2 separate regions of the Homo sapiens genome follow, and region 1 is linked to region 2. Evidence: chromatin loops called from intact Hi-C (ENCODE). Cell type or tissue: PC-3. All regions are shown on one strand. Each heading gives the region's core, and the rest is flanking DNA. Links, peaks and the distances in the headings are about the cores only.

What was found. A loop is a pair of places that touch in the nucleus more often than their neighbours do. Peaks named below come from ENCODE experiments on the same cell type or tissue, not always from the same donor. Only the 100,000 strongest peaks of a DNase experiment are listed, where the experiment ranks them.
Region 1: a loop joins it to region 2, with 4 times the contacts of the local background. A loop is called at or near these places in 1 of 110 quality-filtered maps.

What each region holds. Positions count from the first base shown.
Region 1 is chr14:40,161,879-40,168,394 of GRCh38, forward strand. No RefSeq gene overlaps it. Among named protein-coding and RNA genes, the nearest start is that of FBXO33, 730 kb to the left of the region's middle. In PC-3, for the core only: no CTCF peak of the experiment used is centred there; a DNase peak (open chromatin) is centred at 2,463; H3K27ac peaks cover 1,574 bases.
Region 2 is chr14:40,112,144-40,118,659 of GRCh38, forward strand. No RefSeq gene overlaps it. Among named protein-coding and RNA genes, the nearest start is that of FBXO33, 680 kb to the left of the region's middle. In PC-3, for the core only: no CTCF peak of the experiment used is centred there; a DNase peak (open chromatin) is centred at 3,608; H3K27ac peaks cover 1,541 bases.

The sequences.
Region 1 (6,516 bases), core at 1,405-3,904, 49 kb after region 2:
GAGCCTTCCTGGAGACTTGCTGAATGGCTTTGACCAAAATGCTGATAGTGATATGGACAATGAAATCTAGGCTGAGATGGTCTCAGATGGAGATGAGGAACTTGGTAGCAATTGGAGTAAAAGTGATTTTTGCTGTGCTTTACCCCTGCCCTAGAGATCTGTGGAACTTTTAACTTAAGAGAGATGATTTAGGGTATCTGGCAGAATAAATTTCTAAGTGGCAAAGGGTTTAAGAGGAACCAGAGCACAAAAGTTTGGGAAAGTGGCAGCCCGACAATGCGATAAAAAAGAAAAACCCATTTTCTGAGGAGAAATTCAAGCCTGCTACAGAAATTTGCATAAGTAACGAGGAGCTTTCCAAGACAATGTGTCTCCAGGGCATGTTGAAGACTTTCACAGCAGCCCCTCACATCACAGGCCCAGAGACCCAAGAGGAAAAAATGGTTTTGTGGGTCAGGCCCAATGGCCCCCCTGCTATGTGCAGCCTAGTGACTTGGTGCCCTGTGTCCCAGCTACTCCAGCCATGGCTAAAGGGGCCAAGTTTCAGCTCGGGTCGTGGCTTCAGAGGGTGCAAGCCCCAAGCCTTGGCAGCTTCCAAGTGTTGTTTAGCCTGCAGTTGCACATAAGTCAAGAATTGAGGTTTTGGAACTTCTGCCTAGATTTCAGAGGTTGTATGGAATTGCCTGGATATCAAGGCAGAAGTTTGCTGCAGGGTTGCAGCCCTCATGGAGAACCTCTGCTGGGGCAGTGTGAAAGGGAACTGTGAGGTTGGAGCCCCCACACAGATTCCCCACTGGGGCACTGCCTAATGGAGGTATGAGAAGAGGGCCACCGTCCTCCAGACCCCAGAATGGTAGAAACACTGATAGCTTGCACTATGTACCTGGAAAAGCCGCAAACACCCAACACCAGCTCATGAAAGAAGCCAGGGGGGTGGGTGTACTCTGCAAACCCACTGGGGCGGAGCTGCCCAAGACCATGGGAACCCATGTCTTGCATCAGCATGACCTGGATGTGAGACATGGAGTCAAAGGAGATTGTTTTTGAACTTTAAGGTTTAATGACTGCTCTGTTGAATTTCGGACTTGCATTGGGCCTATTGCCCTTTTGTTTTGGCCAATTTCTCCCATTTGGAACAGATGTATTGACCCAATGCCTGTACCTCCATTGTTTCTAGGAAGTAACTAATTTGCTTTATATTCTACAGGCTCGTAGGTGGAAGGGACTTATATTGTCTCAGATAAGACTTTGTACTTAGACTTTTGGGTTAATGTTGGAATGAATTAAGACTTTGAGGGACTATTGGGAAGGCATGATTTTGTTTTGAAATGTGAGGACATGAGATTTGGAAGAGGCCAGTGGCAGAATAATATGGTTTGGCTGTGTCTCCACTCAAATCTCATCTTGAATTGTAGTTCCTATAATCCCCATGTGTTGTGGGAGGGACCCAGTGGGAGGTAATTGAGCCATGGGGGTGGTTACTCCCATGCTGCTGTTCCTGAGATAATGAGTGAGTTCTCATGATATCTGATGGTTTTATAAGGAACTTTTCATCTTTTGCTTGGCACGTCTCCTTGTTGCCAATGTTTGGTTCCCCTTCTGCCATGATTGTAAGTTTCCTGAGGCCTCCTCAGCCCTGCAGAACCATGAATCAATAAAACCTCTTTCCTTTATAAATTCCCCAGTCTCAGGTATTTCATCATAGCAGTGTAAGAACAGACTAATATTCCCAGTGTTGCCAGATGGTTTAATATACACAAATCAATCAATGTGGTACATTATATCAACAGAATTAAGGGCAAAAACCATATAATAATTTCAACTGCTGCTGAAAAAGCATTTTATAAGCTTCAACATCCCTTCATAATAAAAACTCAAAATATTGCATATAGAAGAAGCATATCTCAACATGGTAAAAGCCATATATGGCAGACCCATAGCTATTATCATACTGAATGGGGAAAAAATGAAAACTCTTTCCTCTAGGACCTGGAAGAAGATAAGGGTACCCACTTTCACTACTGTTATTCAACATAGTACTGAAAGTCCTAGTTAGAGCAATCAGACAAGAAAATAAAATAAAGGCATCTAAATTGGAAAGAAAGAATGTAGGGGATCAGTCAAAGTGGTGGGAAAAATTATAAAGATAAAGTTATAGGAAATAGACACAAACTTTCTTGGAAGGCTGGGAGGTTTGTGTAGCTTTAGTGAAAGATTTGGCTGAAGGCAGCCTAATCCTCTTACCTTAAGTTAGTAGCTTAGAGTAGGTACAAAGGAATGCAAGGGAGTTATCTAAAGAGCTTGTTTACTCATCTGGTCCCAAGACTGACCTTTGATCATTCGAAGGCAGGACTGATCTCTCGGGGGGGGTGCGGGGGGGTGGCGGGGGGGTGGGTGGGCGACCAGATTGATTAATTACCCTCAGGTGGTTGACTCAAAGCCTTTGGCATTAAATCTGTGCTGAGTAAGTGACCATAGAGCCAACTAGTCAGGGTGTGTGGCTGCCAAAACTCTTTCTGTGAGTGGCCTGGCTCCCTGGCTTGCTCTTTTACTGAATATTGGTGTCTGAGTATGTTATTCATCCATTGTGCATCCTGGGTCTGTAGGTCAGACCCTGGCAGAGGAAGTCAAATTATTCTTGTCTGTAAATGATATGATTTTATATTTGGAAATTCCAAATGCTCCACTAAAAAGCTATTTGATAAATTCAGTAAAGTTGTAAGATACAAAATCAACATACAAAAATTAGTTGAATTTTTATATGCCAACAGCAAACAATCAGAAGAAGAAATCAGGAAAGTAATACCATTTACAATAGCCACAAATGAAATTAAGTACCTAGGAATTAAGTAAACCAAACAAGTGAAAGATCTCTACAATGAAAACTATAAAACATTCATTCAACAATGAAGAGAACTCCAAAAAAGAAAGATATTCTTTTGTCACAGACTAGAAGAATCAATATTGTTAAAATGTCAATACTATTCAAAGAAATATAAAGATTTAATACAATTCCTATCAAAATAAGAATGACATCCTTCACAGAAATAGAAAAAGAAACCCAAAATTTATATGGAACTACAAAAGACCCCACATAGCCAAAGTTATCCTAAGCAAAAAGAACAAAAGTGAAGGAATCACATAATCTTACTTCAAATTATACAACAAAGCTGGAGAAACCACAATGGCATCATACTGGTATAAAAACAGACCCAGACCCATGGAACAGAGTAGAGAGCCCCAATACAAATCCGTATATCTACAGTGAACTAATTTTCAACAAAGATGCCAAGAACATAACATTGGGAAAAGGACAGTCTCTTCAATAAATAGTACTGAAAAAACTGCAACTCTATATGCAGAAGCACAAAACTAGACCTCTATCTATCTCTTGCCATGTACAAAAATCAAATCAAAATAAATTGAAAACTTAAATCTAAGACCTCAAACTATGAAACTACTGAAAGAAAAATTTGGGAAAACTCTCTGGGACATTGGACTGGGCAAAGATTTATTGAGTATACCCCACAAGTTCAGGCAAAAAAAGCAAATATGACTGAATGGGATCACATCTAAAGTTTCTGCACAGCAGAGGAAACAATCAACAAAGTGAAGAGAAAATCCACAGAATAGAATATTTGCACACTACCCATCTAACAAGGGATTAATAAATAGAATATATAAGCAGCTCAAATGACTTGTGAAGATACAATCTAATACTCTGATTTTTAAAATTGGCGAAACATCTGAATAGACATTTCTCAAAAGAAAACATACAAATGGCAAACAAGTATATGCAGAGCTGCTCACTATTACTTATTATCAAAGACATGCAAATTAAAACTACAATGAGATATCATTGCACTGTAGTTATAATGGCTTTTTTCAAATACAAGCAACAATACATGCTGACAAGGATGTGGAGAAAGGGGAATACTGGTACACTGTTAGTGGGAATGTAAATCAGTACAAGCATTATAGAGAACAGTTTGGAAGCTCCTCAAAAAACTAAAAATAGAGCTACTATATAATCTACCAATCTCACTGCTTGGTATATAACCAAAAGAAATCAGTATATCAAAGGCATATCTGCACTCGCATGTTTGTTGCAGCTCTGCTCCCAATAGCCAGGATTTGGAAGCAACCTGTGTCCATCAACAGATGAATGCATAAAGAAAATGTACATATACGCAATGGAGTACTATTCAGCCTTAAAAAAATAACAAGATCTTGTCCTTTGCAAGAACATGGATGGAACTGGAAGTCATTATGTTAAGTGAAATAAGCCAGGTACAGAAAGACAAACTAATCTTACTTATTTGTGGTAGCTAAAATTTAAAACGAGTGAACTAATGGAGAAATAGTTCACTTGTATGCCTGTATCAAAATATCTCCTATAACCCATAAATACATACATACATCTGCTCTGTATCCACAAAATGTAGAAATTAAAAATTAAAAAAATATAGTCTGATAAAATAAATTTCTTCTGCAAATCAAGGACATTCTCAGATAAAATGCATAAAATTGGCTTTTTTTTTTTAAAAAGGCAATTGCATAGCAGTCAATAATACAACAGTATGATAACTGCTAATGCAGTTCAGCACCAATGCCTTGATTTTTGCTAAGGTATTAGCAGTTTTACACACCATTACCTTTGTCCCATCAGTCAACATACTGAAGAAGGCAAATGGTATCTTAGTATCATAATGAAAATAGTTTTGACTTTGTAACACCCCTGAAAGATTATCAGGAGTCATATTGATCCATGTATTATTTCTTTTGGTTTAGGGGTAAGCATGTTACCCAGTTATAACCAATGAGATACAAAGGGTAGTTTACGGAAAGGCCTCTGCAAGAGTTACCTACCTCTTAGGTAGACAGAACAGAAACACATTTCTTTTCTCCCAGAAGATATTTTTTGGACTTTATGCTCAGAATAGCCTCAACCAACCTGAAACTTTGATGTTACTAAGGCCAAAGGAAAAGCTGGCACCAAGGAAATGGCAAAGTTAAAAAAAAAAAAAAAGAATAACAAGAAAAAAAGAAACTGGATTATTAATGATGTTATTGAAATATGTCTGAATGAACTAACCATAAGGCCTGCGAACCACCACCTATTATTATATGAAATAACAAGTAGCCTTATTATTTAAATACATTAGAGTTGGGGTTTCTGTTATATTTAGTAAAAGACATTGTGATGGATAAGCTTCATCTTCAGTTTACCAAAAAATGAGAAAACAATAATTACGTGGCTATGAGAGCAATTCTCCCTGGGTTATTCATTATACAAAGAACTTACTCTCTCAGGAAAATCTCCATGATTAAAAGTGGGAAATTATATCAGATTGCTACTGAAGCAAGGTATACTTGATACTGGAAGACTGCTCAGACTCCTCAACTTACTTAAAACTAGAGCAAGGATTATTTCCATATTACTGGGTGGAACTGAATAGGAACAAGCTAAGACATTTCAACTTGCAAAATTATTAGGTATAAAGGTAGAGAAACACAAAATTTTCACAGAATTACTGGATCAACAAATGTAACCAATGTATTAGATGTTTAGAAACTGGGAGCATTCATTTACCAACTTCTATCTATATCTAAGAGACTGAGATTATGCTAGAACATGCATGTTGTGAACAAAATAAAATGTCTTCTGAACAAATTAGGTAACATCTGTTATGAAATTTCTCTGTGGAACAACATCAATTTTAATTTGAGTAATACACATTTCACTCACTCTAGCCTGGAGGTAAAGTACTTTAATGAAACTTGTCAAATGAATTGATGACCAACATAAGACAAGGAACAAAGCCTAAACCGTGATAAGCCTTTGGTCTGCACAGGGGAAAGTTACTCAAATGCCAGCATTTATAGTAAGTGCTGAAATTATTTTAAAGAAGCACATTATGTACCACTTAAAATGGAAAAAATACGTATGTTTTCTTCCTTAAACCATGTTTTCATTGTAAAAATAACATGCACACATGCACATAATAAAGATAATTATGTAAAAAAAATGTAAAATATCCATAATCAAACTACCAAAACATAATTCTGAAACTTTTCCTATATTCTCATTTGGTATTTTCTTTAGCAGTTTTTTTATATAAAGTCATACCATTGTGTGTAAAATGTATATTTTATCTCTTCCACATTATAGTATTTAACTCAATAAAATAAAGTTCAATTAATGAACTAAAATTCATTCAATGAATGTTGTTTAGGTTATTTAGTCACTCACATCTTGCTAAATATAAAAATTGTTTTCAATTATTTACTGCTGATAATGTCAGGAGGCAGCCAAATGCCTAGGCAGATAGGGGTGGGTCCCTGCTGAAACCCCACCTCCAAGCCTAAGACAGTTTAAAGCCTGAAAGCCAAGCTACAAGTTAAATCCTCAGACTGGATTGAGAACTTTTCTGGTTTGGGCTTTTCTTTGATTGGACCCCACTTATGACCTATTTTACATATGCCTACCGTTTACTAAGTGGTTTTTCAACACTG
Region 2 (6,516 bases), core at 2,206-4,705:
AGAGGAGTTGCTTCTCCCTGCCAGGGTCAACCAGCATCCTTGGGCATTGCAGACACCAGAATCACTCCCTCTCTGCATGTTTCTTTGCCAGCAGCAGAAAGTGAAGCTCTTAGGGAATAGCGAGAACAATAGTTCTTGGGCTAGGAATCTCCTCCTTTTCCTTGCAAGGTGTGGAAGAGAGCTGTGGATCTGTGCTAATTATGCAAAGAGTCACTCATTTTAAAGGAAAGCAGTTATTCTAGAAATAAGAATTTAGTTTTCCTTCATGTTTCAGGTGCTTGCCATTATTTATATAATCCTCAAAACCACTCTTTCAGATAGATAACAGTTATCCCCATTTTATAGGCAATGAAACTGACGTTCATGAATTATTCAAATGTCACATCCAAGCTCACACAGCCAGGGCTATGTGATATGATAGGGCTGATATTTGGAGCCAGATCTTCTTTAGCATAATACACTGAAGAATCCAAGTCCAGTACCAGGGCAGCCAGCAGGGGTAGGGGGAGAACAACTAATTTTGTTTTCACGGTCATCTGAGTAATTAATAATGACGAGTGGGAGTAGAGGGTAGTCAGCTCTCAAATAGTGAGCAGGATAGGCCAGGTGCCGTGGCTCATGCCTGTAATCCCAGCACTTTGGGAGGCCGAGGCGGGTGGATCACGAGGTCAGGAGATCAAGACCATCCTGGCTAACACAGTGAAACCCTGTCTCTACTAAAAATACAAAAAGAAATTAGTCGGGCGTGGTGGCAGGGGCCTGTAGTCTCAGCTACTCGGGAGGCTGAGGCAGGAGAATGGCGTGAACCTGGGAGGCGGAGCTTGCAGTGAGCTGAGATCGCGCCACTGCACTCCAGCCTGGGCTGCAGAGTGAGACTCCATCTCAAAAAAAAAAAAAAAAAATTGTTAGCAGGATAAAGCCTTCAGTGTTGGCTTTTGGAGAATTTATTTTTAATCGGATTAACAGACTCGCAGTTGCTTAAATTATTAAAATATTCTGTTGGCCCTTTTTAATGAGACTCTGTAATCCGGTCTTGATGTATTTTGTAATAATATGTTTTCCACTTTATCTTATTAACCATGTGATCCAGCAACAACTATTGCCTCAGGGGCCTACAGACAACTTTTTTTCTTGCCTTTTAATTTTTTAAAAACTCTATTACTGCATGCTGGGAATATTTTCTCCCATTGCTGTGAAGACTTCCATGATCATGGAGATCCACAACTGTCTCCCCTTGTCTGACCCTCTGTAGAATTTATAGACAACACTATATCCTTTTGAGACTGACTTGCTTTCTCAATGAGACTATACAATTCTCAATAGTTTTTATACCTGTGTGTTCTCACTAGTGTCTAGTATGTTATACACATAGAATGCAGTCAATACCTATTATTCAATGGATAAAGTGAAATTTTCTGTAGGCTGAGGAAAACAGATACCATCAAGAAAGAAACTGTCTTAGAAGATTAATTTGTGAAAGTTTAGTAAAAACTATAAAACAAGAACTAAATTTTAAAACCAGAGATGGAAAAACACCTAAAAGAACAATGAAACAGTTTATCAGTTAATTGAATTCAGAAATTAATCATTTTTATATGCATGCAGTGTCCCTGTTTCTACTCTAAATTCAAGTATGAATGCCAACACTGAATTCAAATAGAACTTTTGTGAATGAGTAACTAGCTCAAGGTCAGCAATAGATGGAGTATGCTGCTTGTCTGTTTCCCAGGAAGTATCCTGGAAGCTATGGGTGTAACTAAAAGGTCACTACAGTACCCCATATTTTGCATTGTTAAAGCTTCTGGGAATATGACTCTACATCAAGATGCCATCTCTTAAGACTACTGAAGTTTTTAAAGCAATAAGCTTTTGTAACCTTATAAAATATCTTTTCCCAGAACCACCTCCTAAAGCATAGAAGAAAGATGTAATAAAGGCAAAGTCATTGAGCATCTTTGTACAATATTGACAGTTTGAAAACTATATTTAGGTATCAGGAACCTATGCTTAGATATACATGATCATACTTTCATTTATTGGGCATTTCCATTCAAATAAATTAATATTGATTAACTGATTTTGCATCCAATTGTCTTCACCTAGGTAATATCATTGAACTATTGTGTGTGTGTTTGTGTGTGTTAATGATGTTGAGACTCAGAGTCTCTGGTCACTACTGGATTAATATTGTGGATGTTTTAACAAAAGCAGAAATATATGACTCTGGAAACGTCACTTGAGACTTCTCTCTTTTTTTTTTTTTGAGACGGAGTCTCGCTCTGTCGCCCAGGCTGGAGGGCAGTGGCGGGATCTCGGCTCACTGCAAGCTCCGCCTCCCGGGTTCACACCATTCTCCTGCCTCAGCCTCCCAAGTAGCTGGGACTACAGGCGCCCGCCACTACGCCTGGCTAATTTTTTGTATTTTTAGTAGAGACGGGGTTTCACCGTGTTAGCCGGGATGGTCTCGATCTCCTGACCTCGTGATCTGCCCGCCTTGGCCTCCCAAAGTCCTGGGATTACAGGCGTGAGCCACCGCGCCCAGCCAAGACTTCTCTTAACCTGATGACTGAATCCAAGATTCCTTTATTTAAGCAAATGTTCTAAAACACTGATATGGCCACTGCTGGATTTTTAATAGTCATTTTTCACTGAATGCACACACTGGCATTCTAAATCACAAACATTATTATCAATTTAAAAAGCATATAACATTCATCTGTTTTTCTCCCACTTTGATTTTTAGTCCAGGGGTAACTCTGTGAAAGCCAGGTCAAATGTTTTCTGTATACAAATTTCAAAGTTTATCAAAGGTGAGACACAGAGAAAATTATACACACACACACACACACACACACACACACACACACACGATAGACATATATATTTCACATACACCACATTTTCTTTATCCACTCATTTAGGTTGGTTCCATATCTTTGCAATTGTGAATTGTGCTGCAGTAAACATATACATGCTGGAGTCTTTTTGATACAATGATTTTTCCTTTGGGTAGATATCCAGGAGCAGGATTGCTGATAGATAGGTTAGTGCAGCAGTAATTAATTAAAGTAATTTTACTATTAAAGTAATGGCAAAACCCACAATTACTGTTGTACAAACTGAATACTTTTGCTTCTTTAAGAAACCTCTATACTGTTTTCCACAGTGGTTGTGCAAATTTACATTCCCACCAGCAATGTATACGCATTTCCTTTTCACTACATGTATGACAACATCTATTGTTTTTTTACTTTTTAATAATGGCCATTTTTGCAAGGGTAACGTGGTAGCTCATTGTGGTCTTAATTTGAATTTCCTGATGATTAGTGATGTTGAGCATTTTATTTATATGTTCGTTAACCATTTCTGTATCTTCTTTTGAGAAGTATCTATGCCATTTGCCTGCTTTTTGATGGGATTTTTTTTTTCTTGATGATTTGAATTCATTATAGATTCTGGATATTAGTCTTTTTCTCCAACTCTGTGGGTTGTCTGTTTACTCTGCTGATTATTTGTTTTGCTATGAAGAAACTTTTTAGTTTAATTAGGTCCCATTTATTTATTTTTGGTTTTGTGGCATTTGCTTTTGGGGACTTAGTCATAAATTCTTTGCCTAAACTAATATCCAGAAGAGCTTTTCCTTGGTTGTCTTCTAGAGTTTTAATGGTTTAAGTCTTAGATTTAAGTATTTGATCTATCATGAGTTGATTTTTTGTATGAGAGATAGGGATCCAATTTCATTCTTCCACATGTGGCTATCCAGTTTTCTCTGCACCATTTATTAAGTAGGATGTCCTTTTGCCAATTTATGTTTCGTTATCTTTGTTATCTATTTCAAAGATAAAGCAGTAAGGCTGTAAGTATTTGGCTTTATTTCTGGGTTCTCTATTCTGTTCCACTGGTCCAGTGTCTACTTTTATAGCAATACCATGCTGTTTTGGTAACTATAGACTTGTAGTATAATTTGAAGTCAGGTAATGTCATGCCTCTAGATTTGTTCTTTTTGCTTAGGATTGCTTTGGCTATTCAGGCTCTGTTTTGGTTCCATATGAATTTTAGAATTTTTTTTCTAATTCTGTAAAAAATGATCTTAATATTTTATAGGAATTGCATTGAATTGTTAGAATGCTTTGGGCGGTGAGGTCATTTTCATGATATTAATTCTCCCAATCCATGAGTCTGGAATGTATTTTCTCTTGTTTGTGTCATCTGTAATTTATTTCAGCAGTGTTTAATAGCTTTCCATGTATGGATCTTTCACCTCCTTGGTTAAGCATATTCCAAGGTATTTTAATTTTTTTGCAGCTATTGTAAAAGGGATTGAGTTCTTGATTTCATTCTCATCTTGGTCATTGTTGGTATATAGCAGTGCTACTGATGTGTGTACACTGATTTTGTAACCTGAGACTTTACTGAATTCATTTATCAAATCTAGTAGTCCTTTGGAGGAGTCTGGGGTTTTCTAGGTATACAACTAAATCATTGGCGAACAGTGGTAGTTTGACTTTCCTTTTTTACAATTTGGATGCCGTTTATTTCTTTCTCTTGCCTGAATGCTTTGGCTGGGACTTCCAGTACTGTGTTGAATAGAAGTATTTAAAGCGGGTGTCCTTGCCTAGAGTCAGTTCTCAGGGGGAATGCTTTCAACTTTTCCCCATTCAGTATGATGTTGCCTGTGGGTTTATCATATATAGCTTTTATTATTTTGAGATATGTCCTTTTTATGCCTAGTGTGTGGAGGGCTTTTATTATAAAGGGATGCTGGATGTTTTTCAAATGCTTTTTCTTGCATCTATTGAAATGATCATATGGTTTTTGTTTTTAATTATGTTTATGTGGTATATCACATGTATTGACTTGCATATGTTAAACCATCCCTGCATCCCTAAGATGAAATGCACGTGATCATGGTATATTACCTCTCTGATGTGCTGATGTATTCATTTACCTAGCATTTTGTTGAGGATTTTTCCATCTGTGTTCATCAGGTTTATTTTTTCCATCTATGTTCATCAAATATATTGGTCTGTAGTTTTCTCTTTTGGTTATGTCCTTTCCTGGTTTGGGTATCAGGGTGATACTGGCTTCAGTTCATTAGGGAGAATTTCCTCTTTCTCAGTCTTTTGGATTGGTACCAATTCTTCTCAGTACTCCTGCTTATTGTTGGTTTCCATTTCCATAAAATATCTTTTCCAACCCGTTTACCTTGAGTTTTTATGAATCCTTACATGTTAGATGAATCTCTTGAAGATAGTAGATATTTGGTTTGTAATTTTTTATCCATTCTGCTAATCTTTATCTTTTAAGAGGAGCATTTAGGTCATTTATGTTCAATGTTAACATTGAAATGTGAGGTACTTTTCCATTCATCATGTTAATTGTTACCTAGTGATATGGTTAGGCTCTGTGCCTCCACCCAAATCTCATGTTGAATTGTAATTCCCAATGTTGGGGGAGGGACCTGGTGGGAGGCAATTGGATCATGGCGGTGCATTTCCCCTTGCTGTTCTTGTGATAGTGAGTTCTTAGGCAATCTGGTTGTTTAAAAGTGTGTGGCACTTCCCCCTTCATTTTCTCTCCTGCTTCACCATGGTAACACATGCCTGATTCCCCTTCACTTTCTGCCATGATTGTAAATTTCCTGAGGCCTCCCAGCTATGATTCCTGGGGAGCCTGTGGAACTATGAGTAAATTAAACTTCTTTTCTTCATAAATCATCCAGTATCAGGTAGTTCTTTATAGCAGTGTGATAATGGATTAATACACCTAGATACTTTATTTTCTTTGTTGTGTTATTTTTTATAGGTCTTGTGAGTTCCAAGAGTCTTTCAAGAGGTCTATTCTGGTGCATATTAAACTGTTATTTCAAGATTTAGAACTCCTTTTAGCATTTCTTTTAGGGCTGGTCTTGTAGTGACAAATTCTCTCAGTATTTGTTTGTCTGAAAATAAATTTATTTCTCCTTCATTTATGAAACTTAGTTTTGCAGGATACAAAATTCTTGACTGACCATTATTCTGTTTAAGGAGACTAAAGATATGACCCCAATCCCTTCTGGTTTGTAAGGTTTCCACTGAGAAGTCTGCTGTTAGTCTGCTAGATTTTCCTTTATAGATAGGTTTCCTGATGCTTTTGCCTCACTTTTCTTTGAATTTTTTTTTTCATGTTGGCTTCAGGTAGCCTGGTGACTATGTGCCTTAGTGGTGTCCTTTTTGCAATGAATATCCTGGGAGTTCTTTGAGCTGCTTGTATTTGGACATCTAAATTTCTAGCCAGGCCAGGAAAATTTTCTTCAATTATTCCCTCAAATAAGTTTTCCAAACTTTTTTGCTTTCTTTTTTCGCTTAGGAACATAAATTATTCTTAGGCTTGGCCATTTTACATAATCCCATATTTCTTGGAGGCCTTTGCTCATTTCTTTTGATTCTTTATTCTTTATTTTTGTCTCATTGGGTTAATTTGAATGCCTTGTCTTTGAGCTCTGAAATTCCTTCTTCTATTTCGTCTAGTTTCTTA